2 separate regions of the Homo sapiens genome follow, and region 2 is linked to region 1. The links are chromatin contacts, found by Hi-C or POLR2A ChIA-PET in ENCODE. All regions are on one chromosome and are shown on one strand. Each heading gives the region's core, a stretch centred on a gene start or an enhancer-like site at or near the end of the contact. The rest is flanking DNA. Distances are from core to core; before and after follow the strand shown.

Region 1 (4,890 bases), core at 1,036-3,535:
ACCGGGTGTGGTGGGGCACACCTCTAGTCCCAGCTACTTGGGAGGCTGAGGCAGGAGAATCACTTGAGCCCCAGAGGCAAAGGTTTCAGTAAGCCGAGATCGTGCCACTGCACTCTAGCTTGGGCTACAGAGTGAGACTCCATCTCACACACACACACACAAAAGAAATGAAAACAACAATTTGTACATGAGTTCAAAACAGAATTATTTATTTCCCAAACTAGAAACAATCCAAATGTCTATCAACAGATAAATGGATAAGCAAATGATGACACAATTGCATTAATGGAATACCACTCAGCAATGAAAAGGAACAAACCACTCATACCTACAACACAGATGAGCCTCAGAAACGTGATGCTAAGTGAAAGAAGCCAGACCAAAAAAATTATATGCTATTATTCCATTTCTATGAAATTTCTGGAAAAGGCAAAAACCATGCAAAGTAGATCAGAGGTTGGCTGGGGGTGAGAGCAGAGACTGACTACAAATAGGCCCAAGGGAACGTTTTGGGGTGATGGAAGTTTTCTATAAGTGGATTATGGTGATGGCTACACAACAGTATAAATTAAAGGTCATCCAAATGTGTACTTACAATGTTTGAATTGTATGACATGTAAATTATCTCATTAAATCTGTATTTTAAAAAAAGAACTGTGCTGTGAAGTTTGACATATTTTAAAGTAGGATGTCTTAGCCGGGCATGGTGTTGCATGCCTGTAGTCCTAGCTACTCAGGAAGTTGAGGCTAGAAGATTGCTCGACCTCAGGAGTTCAAGGCTGCAGTAAGCTATGGTCATGCCACTGCACTCCAGCCTGGGCAACAGAGCAAAGACCTGGTCTTTATAAAAATTAAAAACCGGCCGGGCACAGTGGCTCACACCTCTAATCCCAGAACTTTGGGAGGCTGAGGTGGGTGGATCACTTGAGGTTAGGAGTTCGAGACCAGCCTGGCCAACATGGTGAAACCCTGTCTCTACTAAAAATAAAAACATTAGCTGGGCATGGTGGCACACACCTGTAGTCCCAGCTACTTGGGAGGCTGAGGCAGGAGAATCGCTTGAACCTGGGAGGTGGAGGTTGCAGTGAGCCCAGATCGCGCCACTGCCCTCCAGCCTGGAGACACAGCCAGACTCCATCTCAACAATGACATCAAAAAAAGGCCGGGCACGGTGGCTCACGCCGGTAATCTCAGCACTTTGGGAGGCCAAGGCGGGCGGATCACGAGGTCAGGAGTTTGAGACCAGCCTGGCCAAGATGGTGAAACCCCATCTCTACTAAAAATACAAAAATTAGCTGGGCGTGGTGGCGGGCGCCTGTAATCCCAGCTACTTGGGAGGCTGAGGCAGGAAAATTGCTTGAACCCGGGAGGCGGAAGGTGCAGTGAGCTGAGATCACACCACTGCATTCCAGCCCGGGCGACAGTGCGAGACTCCGTCTCAAAAAAAACAAAAAAAATCTAAAACTCAAACTTCTGAATAACAATTTCCTCCTAGCAAGAAGGGACTCAGTAAGATAAGAAGCGCTGCTTGGCTACTTTGCAAATGTCTGGCTTAAGATGGCTGGTTTTTTGTATCTGCCTCTGCATTTAACCTGGTCCATCTCGCGGGTCACATAGCCTCTACAAAATGAGAAGGGGTTCAATACCGTTAACTCCGGGCCTGGGTAAAAGACTCAAGTCCTGACCCCATCATACTCCAACCAATACATACCCCGCCTGCGCTGTCTGCGCCTGGGTCTCTTCAACCGCAGTGAGCGGTCGCACGGCTCCACATCAGGGTCGCCCTGAGGCTCAGCCTTCCCCGGCCCCATTCCGAGTGCGCACAGGACTGAACGAGCACGCCCGGTCCCTGCTCCGGAGCGGAGGACACGACGCGGACCCGCACGGTGCACCGCAGTGACCTGAGGAAGGAGCGACGGGCGCTCGCGCCAAAGGCGTCCGAGTGCCTGGTAAACTGTAAAGCGCGGTCCTGCGTGAGTTGCTATGGCTACAGCTGCGCCAGGCGGACGGCCTGCAGGACCGAGGTGCAGCTGGGACGAGCGGAAAGCTCTGCGCGTGGGCGGGGAGCCCGGAGCCTCGCCGGGGCAATGTCATCTAGGTGCTCGGCGCTCCACTGATCCGGCCCCCGGGGGTGGGCGGGCACGTTTGCCTCGGATGGTCTAACAGGCGTCGGGGAGAGCCAATGGTGTGGCTTCATGGCTCCACCCCCTTCCATTCGATTGGCCGGCGCCGAAAAGCCGGGCGTGAGCGGCCGCAGTTTCTGGAGGGAGCCGCTGCGGGTCTTTCCCTCACTCGTCCTCCGCGCGTCGCCGCTCTTCGGTTCTGCTCTGTCCGCCGCCATGGCCCAGTGAGTGACTCGCCAGGGGCAGCCCGGCTCGGCCTCAGCGGGCGGGGAACTCTTTGGGGGTCGAGATCTCCCTCGTTCTCTCCGACGCCTCCCACCCTGGGGGTCGCCTGAGCTCACTTGGGGCTCTGTGACCCTGGCCCTACGGCGTCTCGGGCCCAGAGCTCCTTCCCTGCGGGCCCGGCCCCCTGCCCTCTCGGCCGCGCAGGCATGGGGCGGGGCGGGTCCCTTCGAGGGCCAGGGAGGAGGCGCGGCCAGGCCTCGCCGAGTCTGCAGGGACACCTGCGGGACGCGTGCCAGCGGGAGCCGGGCGCGAGGGCGGGGCTGGGGGCCGCCTGCCCGGCCGAGGCTCTGCAGCGTGCGCGCCCGGCTTCTGGGGGCCCGCGGGAGGCGCGGAGGAAAGTGCAGACTCCCAGTCACGGCCAAATGTGGAAGGACCGGACCCCTGGGTTGCAGCGCGTCGAGCGGTGCTGACTCTTTCCTTTGTTCTGTTTCTGCCTCTCTAGAGCTGACATCGCGCTGATCGGATTGGCCGTCATGGGCCAGAACTTAATTCTGAACATGAATGACCACGGCTTTGTGGTAAGCGGCGTGGGCGCGTTGTCTTCTCTCTGGTTCCCGGGCGCTTTAGCCGAGGCCGGCGATAGGTTTGGGAGCTTACGGGTCTCCTGGCCGTGCTTTGCTAATGTGCTCTGTTGCTGCTCGTGGCATTTTTGTATGGAAAGGAGAAGCACCCTGTAGGCGTGGGCGGGCCGATCCCGAACTTAGTCCTGCGGAGTGTGCCTGTGGGTCCGTGAGGTTCACAGCCCGAATGAACGAATTAGTGTCTTAAGTAGAGAAGAAGGGTGCGGGAGGAGAACCCTTGCTGGCTGTGTAGAGCTCTAACTTGATTGCCTGATGAGATCTGGGGAGAGTGAAAATGTTTCTTCTAAATGTTAAAGTGGCTTAGACGCCAGGATGATCAATAACAACAGATAGAGCCTGTTGAACCGGCCAGTTCCTGGATTTGATTTTGAGTCCTAACACGTTGGGTGTGGATTCTACCTGACACACCGGGGGTAGTTGGCCTTCGCCTCGGTTGTCCGCCGTTTTCATCCTACTGAGGTGACATAACTTTACAGTGAGCCTCCCACAGCTGGGGGAAGAAAAGGCAAAGGCAGGTCTGACCTCCCCAGAACTTGGGTTGAATGGAAAGGTCATTGTTACTTTGGCCACAGTCTGAAAGTCTTGTGTGTCCTGGATCTCCTACTCAGGACTTTTGTCCTTCTAGGTCTGTGCTTTTAATAGGACTGTCTCCAAAGTTGATGATTTCTTGGCCAATGAGGCAAAGGGAACCAAAGTGGTGGGTGCCCAGTCCCTGAAAGAGATGGTCTCCAAGCTGAAGAAGCCCCGGCGGATCATCCTCCTGGTGAAGGCTGGGCAAGCTGTGGATGATTTCATCGAGAAATTGGTGAGGCCAGCTGTGCTCTCAGCTGCTACCACGATAGCAGCTGTTTTTGGTTTCTTCCTTTAGTTCTCCTTCTTTTAACTCTAGAGATTTTTTTTTTTCAATTTCTGCTAAGCTCTGACCAAATGATTGCTTAACTGTTGCAGTGTTGGTTAACTTGATAAGCGCTTATGAAGTAACTTTGTCCTTTGGTGGTAGTAATTCTGAGAATACTAACAGACATTTCAATAAACATTAAGGCGGGGCACAGTGGCTCAGGCCTGTAATCCCAGCACTTTTTGGGAGGCTGGTTCAGATGGATCGTTTGAGCCCAGGAGTTCGAGACCAGCCTGGGCAACATGGCGAAACCCTGTCTCTACATAAAATTAAAAAATTAGCTGGGTATGGTGGTGTAAGCTTATGGTCCCAGCTACAAGCTTATGGTCCCAGGTTCGAGACCAGCCTGGCCAACATGGTGAAACCCCGTCTCTACTAAAAATATAAAAATTAGCTGGGCTTTGTGGCTCATGCCTGTAATCCCAGTTACTCGGGAGGCTGAGGAATGAGAATCACTTGAACCTGGGAGGTGGAGGTTACAGTGACCTGAGATTGTGCCACTCCAGTTTGGCGACAGAGCGAGACTCCGTCTCAAAAAAAAAATGAAAATAAAATCAAGATCTCCTTAGGGAATCCTAGGGAACTGGATGCTTATTTTTGTACCAAACAATTTGTTGGCTTTAGCAGGTATATCTTTTTTGGAAGAAAAAAGTAGGGGAACCAGTGGAAATAATGTGTTTAGATACCCAAAATAATTCTATAGTAACAACTCTGAAAAAACCCAGGCACTCCCATTTAGAAGAAATGTTTTGCTGTAAGCAGTGCAGTGATAGCTCAGGGGAGGCTGAGCATTCCTTTCTAGAGGAGTCGTGTCAACAGTGGGGTTGTTTCCACAGGGAGAAGGATTTGTAACCAGTATGCCACTGTTTTTCAATCAAATGACCTAGAAAGGAAGAACACTGAGTTTAAAAAAAGGACATACTAAATTTTTTGTGTGGCAAGCTGCCTGTAATCAGTTTCAGACAGAGAAAACTGAAAAATGGTGGATTATTCTTCAGTATAG
Region 2 (4,489 bases), core at 802-3,301, 60 kb after region 1:
CGAACTCCTGGGCTCAAGTGATCCTTCTGCCTTAGCCTCCCGAGTATCTAGGATTACAGGCATGTACCACTACACCCGGCTAATTTTTATTTTTTACATTTTTGTAGAGATGGGGTCTTGCTATGTTCCCCAGGTCGGTCTGTCGGTCATGTGGTACTTCATTTAGGCCAGGCGTGGTGGCTCACCACCTATACTCCCAGCACTTTGGGAGGCCAAGGCAGGTGGATCACTTGAGGTCAGGAGTTTGAGACCAGTCTAGCCAACATGGTGAAACCCTGTGTCTACTAAAAATACCAAAAAAAACTTAGCCGGGTGTGGTGGCGGGCACCTGTAATCCCAGCTACTCTGGAGGCTGAGGCAAGAGAATCGCCTGAACCTGGGAGATGGAGGTTGCAGTGAGCAGAGATTGTGCCACTACACTCCAGCCTGGGCAACAGAGCAAAGCCTCAAACAAAACGAAAACGAAACAAAACAAATATAGTACTTCATTTAACCCTTTCAAGCTTGGAGCCTTAGACTAACTGAGAGGTTAGACTCAAGCCGGTTTGTCTCACTCCCAAATCCACAGGACATTTTCCATTATCCACCCAGTTCAGCCGCTTGGTGGGCTTGCTTCAAGTACAGAATATTAACACTAACGCCCAGACGAGTCAACGAACGCTCTGTGTGTCTAACAGAAATAAAATATTCTGGCTGGGTGTGGTGGCTCATGCCTGTAATCCCAAAATTCTGGGAAGCTGATGTGGGAGGATTGCTTGAGGCCTGGAGTTTGAGACCAGCCTGGGTAACATGGTGAGTTTTAATGTACCCTGGATTTCCTAGGAATGTAGCTACTCTGTAAATCAAGGACAGACACGTTTACTGTTCTGGGAAATCCCATTTCCAAGGGCAACGCTGCTGACGGTGTTTGAGCTGACAATCCCCGTGCCCCATGTGCCAATCAGCCTCTGTCGGATGCACAGCGATTCCGTGTGTAAGTGCAAGCATCTGACAGTGAAACACACACCACTTTGTTGGAAATTATTTTCCTTTTTGCCCTGAAACAGTACATCTGGGGCATTATATTAATGCTTCTGTATGAGTGTAGGTAGCTTATCAGCGGTGGCTTCTATTAAAGGATAATTAAGGAGGCATTACAAAATAAGCTATAAAAAAGGAAATGTTGGGGTGAGAGCCAATGGAGGGCATTAGTAAAAGGATGCTGAGTAGAAGATCTAAGCCCTTCTTGAATCACAGGAAAAGGAAACAGTTGTTTTTGTTCTATTTAATTGTTTTCTGTACCCCCATCTTTACCCTAGGACTTATTGTGATTTTCTTTTTTTTTTTTTTTTAAAGACAGAGTCTCATTCTGTCACCCAGGCTGGAGCCCAGTGGCAGGATCTCAGCTCAGTGCAATCTCCACCTCCTGGGTTCAAGCGATTCTCATGTCTCAGCCTCCTGAGTAGCTGGGATTACAGGTGCCCACCATCACGCCTGGCTAATTTTTGTATTTTTAGTAGACTGGGTTTTGTCACGTTGGCCAGGCTGGTCTCAAACTCCTGACCTCAGGTGATCCATCTGCCTTGGCCTCCCAAAGTGCTGGGACTGCAGGTGTGAGCCACTGCGCCCGGCCTATTGTGACATATTGTGATATTTCTTTCTTTTTTGTGTGACAGTGTCTCACTCTGTTGCAGGCTGGAGTACAGTGGCACAATTTCGGCTCACCTCCACCTCCACTTCCTGGGTTCAAGCAATTCTCATGCCTCAGCCTCCCAAGTAACTGGGACTACAGGCGTGTACCACTACACCCGGCTAATTTTTTATAATTTCAGTAGAGACGGGGTTTCACCATGTTGGCTAGGCTGGTCTCGAACTCCTGACCTCAGGTGATCCGCCCACCTTGGCCTCCCAAAATGCTGGGATTACAGGTGTGAGCCACTGCGCCCGGCCTATTGTGATATTTCTTTACTTAATAACTAGCAGATGAATCTCTTAACAGTATTCTGTTTTCCTCTAAGCATGCATAAAAAGTGGTCAAATAAGTCCATGATGACTCATCACCTTTTCCCTGCAAGGAGTGTACTGTAGATTACCAAACCTGCAGAAGCCGTCTGTGTGGAGACAGGAGGAGGACAAACCAGGCTTGCTCTGCTTCACACCCAGAGACCTGGAGCCACAGCATGTGGAAATTGCTTTCATGACCTTTTATACCCCCTGCTGATAAAGCAATTAGAAAACTGAAGAGTTTCACGGTGGTGAGATAGAATTTCACAATACTGAGTGAGATATTAGCAATGGACTCTCCGTATGTCCCTATGGTCTACAAGCTTAATATGTATCTTTAAACAAACACATAAAAAAATTCATTAACTGGAGAAACAAGATTGTGGCCATAGTCAACACTCTATAATGTCACCATCTTCACCACTATCTCTGCTTAAAATTCTGCCGTACTATCTTCAGAATAAGGATAATGAATTGGAAATACGACCATTTCTTTTCATTGCCCTTGATGGTTACCTTTTTAAAAAAAAAAAAAAAAAAGTAGGGTCTTACTCTATCATCCAGGCTGGAGTATGGTGGCATGATCAGCCTTGAGCTCCTGGGCTCAAGTGATACTCTCGCCTTAGCCTCCAGAGTAGCTAGGATTATAGGTCAGTGCCACCATGCCTGGCTAACTTAAATTTTTTTTTTGTAGAGACAGGGTCTTGCTATGTTGCCTAAGCTGACAATTACTTTATTTAAAAGCTTTTTTTTCTGGCCAGGGGTGGTGGCTCACACCTGTAATCCCAGCACTTTGGGAGGCTGAGGTGGGTGGATCACCTGAGGTCAGGAGTTTGAGACCAGCCTGGCCAATGTGACAAAACCCTGTCTCTACTAAAAATACAAAAATTAGCCGGGCATGGTGGCACGTGCCTGTAATCCCAGCTGCTCAGGAGGCTGAAACAGGAGAATCGCTTGAACCTGGGAGGTGGGGGTTGCAGTGAGCCGAGAATGTGCCACTGCACTCCAGACTAGGTGACAGAGTGAGACTCTGTCTCAAAAAAACAAAACAAAACTTTTTTTTTTTCTTGAGATACGGAGTCTAGCTCTGTCACCCAGGCTGGAGTGCAGTGGTGCGCTCTCAGCTCACTGCAACCTCTGCCTACCGAGTAGCTGGGATTACAGGCACCCGCCATCATGCCCAGCTAATTTTTGTATTTTTAGTAGAGACGGGGTTTCACCATATTGGCCAGGTTGGTCTTGAACTCCTGACCTCATGTGATCCGCCTGCATCGGCCTCCAAAGTGCTGGGATCAAAGGTGTGAGCCACTGTCGTGCCTGTCCTTTTTTTTTTTTTTTTTGAGACAGAGTGTCACTCTGTCACCCAGGCTGGAGTACAGTGGCATAATCTCGGCTCACTGCAACTTCTGCCTCCCCGGTTCAAGCAATTCTCCTGCCTCAGCCTCCCGAGTAGCTGGGACTACAGGCTCCTGCCACCACGCCCAGCTAGTTTTTTGTACTTTTAGTAAAAACACGTTTCACTGTGTTAGCCAGGATGGTCTCGATCTCCTGACCTCGTGATCCACCCGCCTCGGCCTCCCAAAGTGCTGGGATTACAAGCGTGAGCCAACACGCTCGGCCTGGCTTTTTTTTTTTTTAACATGTTCCATATGGGGCAGGGCTAAATGTTAGGCAGTGCGCCCATAGTCACTGCCAATTACTTTTTTTTTTTTTTTTTTTGAGACGGAGTCTCGCTCTGTTGCCCAGGCTGGAGTGCAGTGGCGCAATCTCAGCTCACTGCAAGCTCTGCCTCCCAGGTTCATGCCATTCTCCTGCCTCAGCCTCCCAAGTAGCTGGGATTACAGGCGCCCGCCACCATGGCTGGCTAATTTTTTTTGTATTTTTAGTAGAGACAGGGTTTCACCATGTTAGCCAGGATGGTCTCGATCTCCTGACTTCACGATCCGCCCCCCTCGGCCTCCCAGTGCTGGGATTACAGGCGTGAGCCACTGCGCCTGGCCAATCACTGCCAATTACTTTTGAACAGAGAACATCATATGTAATTAGAGGAGGCGGGATATTGTTGGTGCAGCTATATCATTCAAAATTGGCAGAAGTCCTGAAGCTGGTGGGGCTAAAAAAAAAATTGGTGGAACGGCGTATGTTGAGACCTGGAATAGCTTCTCTGGAAGGTGCTCTAAGGCAGGGGGTAGAGTAGTACATAGGTAGTCAAATGATGAGGCTGAGGGTGTCTACCAATAACACAACGCCACAGAGCTTCCTTGGCACACTTCCCGCTGCTGCTATGTGGGATCCTGTCTGGCTCGCTTAGGATTCTGCAGGTCACCAGGTGGTGAGGCCTTGCTTGCTGAGATGCTCCGGAGAGAATGCAAGCTCTGCGTCTGCTGCAGGCGCAGGGCGAGCTCCCGCTCACAGGCCTCCTGAACAGTCTCCGTCTTCTTTATGTCCCAGTTCAAGGCAACAGCCAGTGCTTTGGGGTCTTCCTTGGTAACCAACTGCAGCAAGA

Evidence for each region. Hi-C counts contacts between places; a loop is a spot of excess contacts on that map. ChIA-PET counts read pairs that join two places held with the same protein, here RNA polymerase II (POLR2A). Pooled maps may share reads with other maps.
Region 2: POLR2A ChIA-PET joins it to region 1 with 15 read pairs in H1. The contact joins the enhancer-like site here to the promoter of PGD in region 1. A Hi-C loop is called at or near these places in 1 of 50 pooled maps. POLR2A ChIA-PET finds 5 or more read pairs at or near these places in 9 of 52 experiments (AG04450, BJ, Caco-2 and 6 more).

Annotation. Positions count from the first base shown.
Region 1 is chr1:10,396,779-10,401,668 of GRCh38, forward strand. It overlaps PGD (phosphogluconate dehydrogenase), which reads left to right and starts at 2,286. Exons shown (of 13, transcript NM_002631.4): 1 at 2,286-2,347; 2 at 2,851-2,926; 3 at 3,615-3,794. The coding sequence starts at 2,340. RefSeq lists an enhancer at 1,674-1,983 and silencers at 2,464-2,783, 2,876-3,052.
Region 2 is chr1:10,457,225-10,461,713 of GRCh38, forward strand. DFFA (DNA fragmentation factor subunit alpha) reads right to left here. Exons shown (of 6, transcript NM_004401.3): 6 at 1-4,478. The coding sequence ends at 4,266. Among named protein-coding and RNA genes, the nearest start is that of CORT, 9.4 kb to the left of the region's middle. Within about 2 kb of position 2,052, at least 4 of the 41 ENCODE cell types and tissues checked have a DNase peak (open chromatin) inside an H3K27ac peak, as active enhancers do.